Linked DNA regions of Homo sapiens: region 2 is linked to region 1. Evidence: read pairs that join two places in POLR2A ChIA-PET (ENCODE). Cell type or tissue: K562. All regions are shown on one strand.

Evidence for each region. Peaks named below come from ENCODE experiments on the same cell type or tissue, not always from the same donor. Only the 100,000 strongest peaks of a DNase experiment are listed, where the experiment ranks them.
Region 2: POLR2A ChIA-PET joins it to region 1 with 8 read pairs; 2 of 35 experiments call an interaction of 5 or more read pairs at or near these places.

The regions. Positions count from the first base shown.
Region 1 is chr22:20,718,073-20,723,072 of GRCh38, reverse strand. It overlaps PI4KA (phosphatidylinositol 4-kinase alpha), which reads left to right. Exons shown (of 55, transcript NM_058004.4): 43 at 1,655-1,775; 44 at 4,251-4,380. Among named protein-coding and RNA genes, the nearest start is that of SERPIND1, 54 kb to the left of the region's middle. In K562, no CTCF peak of the experiment used is centred here; no DNase peak of the experiment used is centred here.
Region 2 is chr22:20,520,604-20,525,603 of GRCh38, reverse strand. The region is part of intron 1 of MED15 (mediator complex subunit 15); the gene reads right to left. Among named protein-coding and RNA genes, the nearest start is that of MED15, 15 kb to the right of the region's middle. In K562, no CTCF peak of the experiment used is centred here; DNase peaks (open chromatin) are centred at 1,303 and 2,263.

The DNA of each region.
Region 1 (5,000 bases):
TGGGAGACAGAGCGAGACTCTGTCTCAAAAAAAAAAAGGAACAGTAAATCAAAAGTTAATAAAAATGGCCAAAGAGGGAGAGATCAGGATGGAACTGACAGATATGTACCATATTTAATAATTTTGACTTTGGAACTCTGTCAGTGTTTACATAATTAAAAAGCAAACTTATATTTAAAAACACTACACATTGAACATTCATAGTTTGTCTTTAGATCCATTTGCCGGGTTAGAATTGGGAAACCCAAAGTGAAGACTTCTGCCTGTGTGGTAAGACCACCCCCGACTCACCCAGGTCAAAAATGTCCATCCAAGGGACACTTCACCAGATCAGTGGCCACAGACTCCAGGAGGCTGCCCAGAAAGGCCAGCTCACCTTTTTAAACCTAGGGCATGGAATTAAAACTGGAGTTTCAAAACTTATGGCTCTAGGAACAAAAAAAATTTTTTTAATTAAAAAGAAAAACTGGAGTTACTACTATGAGTGGCGGAAAATGACCAAGAAGGAAGAGGAGGATAGGTCCTTAGGATGGTGACCACAGTTGTGTATATTAGTCCATTTTCACACTGCTATAAAGAACTTCCTGGCCAGGTGCGGTGGCTCATAACTGTAATTCCAGCACTTTGGGAGGTTGAGGTGGGTGGATCACCTGAGGTGAGGAGTTCAAGACCAGCCTGAACAACATGGCGAAACCCTGTCTCTACTAAAAATACAAAAATTAGCCAGATGTGGTGGTGTGCGCCTGTAATCCCAGCTACTCGGGAGGCTGAGGCAAGAGAATTGCTTGAACCTGGGAGGTGGAGGTTGCAGTGAGCTGAGATTGTACCACTGCACTACAGCCTGGGTGACAGACCGAGACTCTGTCTCAAAAACAAACAAACAAACAAAAAAACTTCCCGAGACTGGGTAATTTATAAAGGAGGCTTAATTGACTCACAGTTCCACGTGGCTGGGGAGGCCTCAGGAAACAGAATCATGGTGGAAGGGGAAGTAGGTCCGTCTTACCTGGCAGCAAGCGAAAGAGAGCAAGTGTGTGTGTAGGAGGAACTGTCAAACATTTATAAAACCATCAGATCTCCTGAGAACTCATTCGCTGTCATGAGATCAACAAGGGGGAACCGTCCCCATGATCCAGTCACCTCCCACCAGGTCTCTTCCTCAACACCTGAGGATTACAATTCAAGATGACATTTGGGTGGGGACACAAAACCTAATCATATCAGTGTGTCAGTTTGTGAAGGAGGTATCTCTGCATGTTTCTGGAACCTGTCTGTCACTTTGGAACATTGTTCTAAACAACCAGCTCACAAGTGAGTTTTTAGTACCCAGCCTGCTTTTTCTCGTACTTGACAACTCCAGAAATTGGTTTGAGAGTTGTGCTTCTTAAACCCATGGGAAGACACAGAGGAGACAAAGGCTGACTGTCGCCCGCTTTGCAACCCTGCCCCCCAGGTCCCAGCCCCCAGCCAGCTGGAACTTGGCCTGGCCACTGGCTGGACTCAACATCAATCCTGGAGAGCTTGTCCACACCACTAGAGCCACCGGGCCTTACCCTTGCCTGGTCTACCAAATGCCGGGAGTCAGCAGCTGCTGACAAGGCCCTCCTCATGGAGAGGGCCGAGCCTGGCTGACAGGGACCTTGCTCTCCTGCAGATGGGCTATGTGCGGGAGTATATTCTGTGGGCAGCGTCTAAATCCCAGCTTCTGGCACACCAGTTCATCTGGAACATGAAGACTAACATTTATCTAGATGAAGAGGGCCACCAGAAAGACCGTGAGTATTTTGTCCTCCCACAGGCCTCACTTACTGTCTTCAGTGCACTGCCAAGCACCTTCTACAGCCCCCAGGGCTCTCGCCAGCCTGCACTGCCCCAGCTCACCGACCCCTCCACTCCCACCCTTTGCTGGGGCACTTCTCACCTTTCAGCACACAGGGGAGCAGGACCCCTCCTTCATGACACCTTTGCTAACTTGCTGTCCGATGCCACCCTGCACTCCCAAGTGCGAGTGAGACCCTTCTGCTCCAGTGGCTGCTTCTGCAGAGTCTCCATGGTCAACACAACTGTGACTGCATGTGAGGAAGGGGCCGTCAGCCCAGGGCAGCGGTTCCCAAATAGCACAGCCTCAGGACCCCTGCACTGTCAGAAATGTTTATTGAGGTCCTCAAAGAGCGCTGTTTAATGTGAGCATTAGCTGTCAGTGTTAACGAGTATTAGAGATTAAGACAGAATTTCAGAAAATGTAAGCCCATTCATTACATGTTAATATAAATAACATCTTTTTGGGAAAATAACTTTCCCCAAAAAACTAAAAAATGAGCCAAAAGAGTGGCATTTCCTTGTAGAAGACGGCTGGATTCTCATTCTCGTTCCACTTCTGCAGTTGATCTGTTGCAGTGTTGTTTCAGTTGAAGTGAATGTAGTTGAAAAAGGAAGTTGTATGTTAGTAGTCTCTCAGGTCATTGTGGAGATTCTTTTTGATACTGCACCACACTTGAGAAGTGGTAGCTTTTGTTTTATTTTTTTAGAGGCAGGGTCCCTCTCCCAGGCAGGAATGCAGTGGCGCAATCACGGCTCACTGCAGCCTTGACCACCTGGGCTTAAGCGATCCTCCTGCCTCATCCTCCCAAGTAGCTGAGACTATAGGTGCACGCCACCACGACTGGCTAATTTTTAATTTTTTGTAGCTCAGCCTAGCTTCTTAATGATTACTTGCAGTCTGGGCATGGTGGCTCATGCTTGTAATCCCAACACTTTGGGAGGCCAAGGCAGGAGGATCGCCAAAAAAAAGGTTAATTGCAGTGTGGCATCTTAAACTTGGCAGTAAACTTCTCATGCTGTGTTTTGTTCAAGTCTGTCTACGTCGCACCTGGACCCACAAAAGCTTTTATAACATCAAACGGTGGGCATTTGTAAAATATAGGCCAGTGAGTTATGCACATCTTTCAAAGGTTGATGCATTTCTTTGTACAGTGTGGAAAAATCATATTTGTTCACATCTGCCAGTCTTACCAGAAAGGGTTTTTTTTTTTTTTTTTTTTTTTTTTGAGACAGAGTCTTGATTAGTCGCCCAGGCTGGAGTGCAGTGGCACGATCTCGGCTCACTGCAAGCTCCGCCTCCCAGGTTCACGCCATTCTCCTGCCTCAGCCTCCCGAGTAGCTGGGACTACAGGCGCCTGCCACCACGCCTGCTAATTTTTTTGTATTTTCAGTAGAGACGGTGTTTCACCATGTTAGCCAGGATGGTCTCAATTTCCTGACCTTGTGGTCCACTCACGTCGGCCTCCCAAAGTGCTGAGATTACAGGCATGAGCCACCACGCCCGGCCCAGAAAGAGTTTTTAAGGGAAGCTGTTGAGCTCACAGCAGCAGATCCAAGTTTTCCAAAAAAATGTTTCAGTTCCTTTGAGTGGAAGATTTATTTTTTGTTCATTTTCAGGAAAACATCTGCCACATCCCTAAGTCTGAATAGCTATATGTTGTCTGTCAGTCATTTCTTCAAGTAAAAACAAAGGTCTGTGAAAAAGGTTAGTCCAGGCTCCAAAATCAGACAAGCTCCAGGTGCTTCTCAGGACAGCGCCTGCCTTAGATGCGGCAAGAGTGCTTCGTGCACATCCCATTTCATCACAAAGGATACTTTAAAAGCCAGATGTGGTGATGCGCACCTGTAGTCCCACCTACTAGCTGTAGTCCCAGCAACTCAGGTGACTGAGACAGGAGGATCTCTTGAGCCCAGGAATTTAAATTCAGCCTGGGATTTGAATAGTGAGAGGCACTATTTAATATAGAGCCCCGCCCACTGTGTGCCTCTATTAAAAAAAAAAAAAGACATGTATTCAGGGTAGAGTTTAATAAGAATTAGTTTTCATTGCTTCACCTGTGACATTCATAAATGACACGGGCTTTTTTCTCCCTGCGTGTGCAGCAGTGAGGATTCTATGCCCTGTGACATTCATAAATGACACGGGCTTTTTTCTTCCTGCGTGTGTAGCGTGTGCAGCAGTGAGGATTCCACGTCCACTTGTGCGCTTGGCCCCTGCCTTGAGCTCCGCTTAGGCACCAGCTTAGCTTCCCAGCAGCGTCAGCTGTGTCAACACAGCAAAAGGGGCACACGGCAGCTGTTATGGTCTCACCAAGCCTGCAGAGCATACTCTGGGCACTGCCAGTCTGGGGCCTGGGAAACAGGGCTGGTATTCCTGAGGGGCCTCTGCCACAGCCACAGAGACTTAAGCCTCTTTGCTTCCTTGGCAGCTGACATCGGCGACCTCCTGGATCAGTTGGTAGAGGAGATCACAGGCTCCTTGTCCGGCCCAGCGAAGGACTTTTACCAGCGGGAGTTTGATTTCTTTAACAAGATCACCAACGTGTCGGCTATCATCAAGTAAGTGCAGTGCTTCAGAAACCACCTTCTGGGATCTCCTTCCAGTCCCTGCAGCTTAACAGAATTGCCTGGGAAGCTTTAAAAATACCCGTGCCTGGCCCCAACCAGATGAATGAGAGTCTCTAGCAGCGGGGCCGCTGGTGGTTCTGATGGACAGCCAGGGTGGGTGGGGAAGCACTGCTTGGGGTGAGCCAGGGCTCTTGAAGGTATGGCAGAATGCACGGCCACGCCAGTTTCAGGAAACACAGCTTAGTTTCATTCCTGAGGTTTGTGGAATTTAGCACATGGCTCCACAATTTGAGGCCACCCTGCCCTCTCCACACTTTGAAGGATCGATCCTCATGGTGTCAGGAAAACCAGACTGCCTTTGCAGGTCCTGTCATCGTTTTCCTAGACCTTCCATTCATGTGGACCTGACACCATCCTTGGATGTTGATGGCTTTGTGCATTCATAAGGGATGAAACCCTGGAGTCATCAATGCTGGGCACGCTGGCTGGGCTGTCTCCAGTGCTTACACTGCTCTGACCTTGGTCACTTTGAGGTCCTTTTCTGGGCTGGGTGCTGAGAATAGCAGTGCTGGCAGCTTCTAACCCACGAGATGAAGGACGGGAGCTAGCGT
Region 2 (5,000 bases), 200 kb after region 1:
GATCGTGCCACTGTACTCCAGCCTGGGCAACAAGAGTGAAACTCCGTCTCAAAAAAAAAAAAAAAAAAAAAAAGAGAAAGGTCATGTTTGGCCAGGCTCAATGGCTCATGTCTGTAATCCCAAAACTTTGGGAGACCGAGGTGGGTGGATCACTTGAGAGGCCAGGAGTTCAAGACCAGCCTGGCCAACATGGCGAAACCCCATCTCCACTAAAAATACAAAAATTAGCTGGGCGTGGTGGCCCACGCCTGTGGGACAGGGCAAAACTATGTCAAAAAAAAAACAAAAAAACTCATGTTCACCTTTCTTTTGTTTTTGAGACAGGCTCTCTGTGTTGCCCAGGGTGGAGTATGGTGGCGCAATCAGCTCACTGCAGCCTCCGACTCCTAGGCTCAAGCAATCCTCCCTCCTCAGTCTCCCGAGTAGCTGGGACTACAGGCCTAGCTAATTTTTTAAAATTATTTTTTATAGAGACAGGATCTCACTATGTTGCCCAAGCTAGTCTTGAACTCCTGGCATCAAGCGATTCTCCCACCTTGGCCTCCCAAAGTGCTGGATTATAGGTGTGAGCAACTGCGCCCAGACCACTTTCACCTATCTAAACCTTCCTGTCTCAGTCAACACAGGGACAGTAAGTTTCTCCTCTATTAGCAATTTGGACCCCCAGGAGCGTCTCAAAAAATTGCCACAGGCCAGGGAACAGTGGCTCACACTTATAATCCCAGGACTTTGGGAGGCCAAGGCAGGCGGATCACGAGGTCAGGAGTTCGAAATCCCGTCTCTACTAAATCCCGTCTCTACTAAAATTACAAAAGTTAGCTGGGCATGGTGGCAGGCGCCTGTAAGCCCAGCGACTCCAAAAGCTGAGGCAGGAGAATCGCCTGAACCCGGGAGGCGGAGGTTGCAGTCAGCCGAGATCGTGCCACTGCACTCCAGCCTGGGTGACAGAGCTAGACTCCGTCTCAAAACAAAAAACAAAACAAAACAAAAAAAACCTGCCACATATTCCTTCTGCAAGTGGCCCCACAGTCAGAGTATGGATGGAGTTTGAAGGGACCTCAGGATGAGTGAGGCCAACGGCACAGGCAAAGCAGTTCCTCCCACCCCCACCCCAAGCCCCACCAATCTGAGAGGTGCCTTCTGGCTGCAGCTCAAATGCCTCACCACACTCCCAGCCAGAAAAGCCCCTTCCCTGTCCTCCATCAGTGCAGGGCTTGTTCTCACCCAGCCTTCTGACCTTCACTAGGTCTCTAGACAGCTACAGGGTGGCATCCCACACTGTCCTTGGACTTCTTCCAATCCTGCAACCAATTTACTGCCCCAGTGCCCAGGTGCTTTCATCTCTAAGGCAGGAAATGATGAGATACCGATTGTTCAGTCATCAATGTAACCAAAGCAAACATCTGGCCTCTCTATCTCTCAGGCAGCTGGGAGCACATTTGTCAAACTGTATCCCAAACAAACTGTAACTTTTTCCTTTACTGAAACTTCTACATTCTGGTTCTTTTACTTTTTAAAGAAACATAAAAGTGTTTTTTTAACAAGATAAAAATATATACTTCAGAATTTAACTCTCCACCCACATGTAGGAATGGGTATTTTGGTCCTGCAGAATGAAAATCTCGAATCATACCAATACAGGAGACTTCAAACACTGTACACCCCTCTGGGCTGCTTGATGACGCTTTCTTGCCTCTATCCTCAAGGTCTCTCAACTCCCAGTAAACAAGATCATTGAAAGAACTAACCTGCAGAAAAGGCTGCTGCCCTTCAAACTGTGTACTGTTGTCTAAGCTAGTTCAGAAGAATACACGAGCTTCCTTCACATACTCCAATCTGTTGGTTTGACTTCTGAAGAACCAGCAGAGTTGGAAAGGCCTCGAGATCTCTGTCCTGGTGCTGGCCTGGGGCTCCCCTAGGTCTCGCCTGAAAGTGTCCCATTCACCACCAGGCAAGCATGTGGCAAGGAGGAGATCTGCCAACCCAAATGCTGATCTCACATGGCTCTGTGGTATTTGGTGGGGGTGGGGAAGCTCGATCTTTTAGAGATCTGCACTCAAGTACTCACAGTTGAAATCATCTGGTGTCTGGGATGTGATTTAAAATAGTCCAGGAGGTGATGAGGAAGGGTGGGTGAAGCAACACTGGCCATATGTTGCTAACTCTCAAAGTAGTTGGGAGACCACTTTTCTATTATCTCTACTTCTGGGAACACTTGAAAAAGTCCATAATGAACTTTTTTTTTAAAAAAAAAGGAAGTCAAATGCTTATCTCAAGCCCGTGGGATGATTGTGCATGATCCACACCTCATGTGAACCTGGGCTGTGAGCATGCAGGTCCCAGCCAGACTCCATCCAGGGAGAGAACACAACCTAAGCCATGGGAAACCTATAACTCAAAACTGAACTCACAGTCTCAGCCTAGTTTCACTTTAAAAATACATGTGTATATATATTTACATATTTAAAATGCATACATATCAAGCTATAAGCACACACAAGACTGGTGGAAATATATCAATATGTCAGTAACAGCCAGCTCTGGAGAGAGTATGGAAAACACCTTCCTGTTTTTCAGTCTTCTACAATGTTATCCGGAATGGAACGAAGTACTACACCCACAAGTCCTGAAGGTACTGACCAAAACAGGAGGGAGAGACGGGACCGGGGCTGCTGTGACTGGAGGCTGATGGGGCTCCACCGTGCCCCATCCTCTCATCCCACAGTCTTCCTTCACATCTGCTCTGCCCACCACAGCCCTGCTCTGGAGTTCTCTGCTCTGCCACTTCTGCCATCCCCACCTAGGCAGACAGGTTTCATCCAGCCTCCAGGACGGCCCACCCACTTGCTCCTGCAGCAGGCTGCTCTTCCCAGGTTTGCTTCCCCCATCTCCCACTGACTGTTGGAAATTTCACCCACACCCACTCCCCACATCATCACCTTACACCCAGCCCTCAGATCAGTAGAGAGGCTGTGGCAGGAGAACTGGTGGAGTGCATACCAGTGCCTCCCTCCTCCCTTTCTCCTGCAAGCTCATATACGCATGCACACGGAATACGAGCATTCACACATGGAATCACCAAATCCTACCACTTATTTCCTTATGAGCTTCCTCCCTCCTAGATCAGCCTTTCCATTCCTTTTTTCTTTTTTTAATCATCCTTTCCCTTCCTACTGTCACTGCACCCAGTAAATTTCAGCGTGCATTCAAAATCAACGAGAGTGCCTGTTACAGACAGGTTCCTTGACAATACCAGGTGTTGGCAAGGATGTCCAGCAAGTGGAACTCCCTCACATTTTGCTGGTGGGAACGTAAACTGGTACCACTTGGGAACACTGTTCAGCAGAACATGCTAAGAGACACATCCTCTGACCCAGTCCTTTATTTAACTTCTAGGTGCACAGCCCAGAGAATTAAGTGCATATATTTACCAGAAGACATGACCAAAGCCATTCCTGGGGTTGCCTTCATGTAGCCAACATCTGGAACTAACACCAAAGTTCATTAGGCACAAAATAAAAGAGTTATCTGGAACAGAGTCCTCCATGGAATAACACGTCATAAACAAGAACAGGCTGGTCACGGTGGCTCACGCCTATAATCCCAGTATTTTGGGAGGCCAAGGCGGGTGGATCACCTGAGGTCAGGTCAGGAGTTCAACACCAGCCTGCCCAACATGGCGAAACCCCATCTCTACTAAAAATACAAAAATTAGCCAGGCATGGTGGTGCACGCCTGTAGTCCCAGCTACTCTGGAGGCCGAGGTGGGAGAATCATGTGAACCCTGGAGGCAGAGGCTGCAGTGAGGTGAGATTGAGCCACCACACTCCAGCCTAGGCAACAGAGAAAGACTCTGTCTCAGAAATACATAAATAAATAAATAAATAAATAAATAAATAAATAAATAAGGCCAGGCGCAGTGGCTCACGCCTGTAATCCCAGCATTTTGGGAGGCCGAGGTAGGGGGATCACGGGGTCAGGAGATGGAGACCATCCTGGCTAACATGGTGAAACCCCATCTCTACTAAAAAAAATACAAAAAAAAAAAAAAAATTAGCCGGGTGTGGTGATGGGCGCCTGTAGTCCCAGCTACTCAGGAGAATGGTGTGAACCCGGGAGGCAGAGCTTGCAGTGAGCCAAGATCACGCCACTGTACTCCAGCCTAGGCGACAGAGTGAGACTCAGTCTCAAAAAAAACAAAAACACAGGCTGGGCATGGTGGCTCATGCCTGTAATCCCAGCACTTTGGGAGGCCGAGGTGGGTGGATCCCCTGAGGTCAGGAGTTCGAGACCAGCCTGGCCAACATGGCAAAACCCAGTCTCTACTAAAAATATAAAAATTAGCTAGGCATGGTGGTACGTGCCTGTAATCCCAGCTAATCGGGAGGCTGAGGCAGGAGAACTGCCGGAACCTAGGAGGCAGAGGTTGCAGGGAGCCAAGATTGTGCTACTGCACTCCAGCCTGGGTAACAGAGTGAGACTCCATCTCAAAAAAAAAAAAAAAAAAAAAAAAAATAGAACAACTGCTGCCTGTGAGGATAAATGAGGATAAATTTCACACATGATGCACACAATTGCACAGAGGACTGTAATCCCAGCACTCTGGGAGGCTGAAGCAGGTGGATTGCTTGAGCCCAGGAGTTCGAGACCAGCCTGGGAAACATGGCAAAACCCCATCTCTACAAAAAACACAAAAATTAGCAGGGCATGGTGGTGAGCACCTGTAGTACCAGCTACTTGGGAGGCTGAGGTGGGAAGATTGCTTGAGCCCACAGGAGGTCGAGACTGCAGTTAGCCGAGATTGTACCACTGCACTCTACCCTGGGCAACAGGGCGAGACCCTGTCTCGAAAAAAAGATGGCACAGAGTGTGATTGCACAGAGATTCCAAATGTCTCGGCTGGCCATGGAAGTCAGAAGAGTGGTGCACAGTTTGCCCTGGCTGGGTGCAGATCTGGGGAGTATCAACAGTTCTCTGGTGGCACACTCAAGATTGGAAGT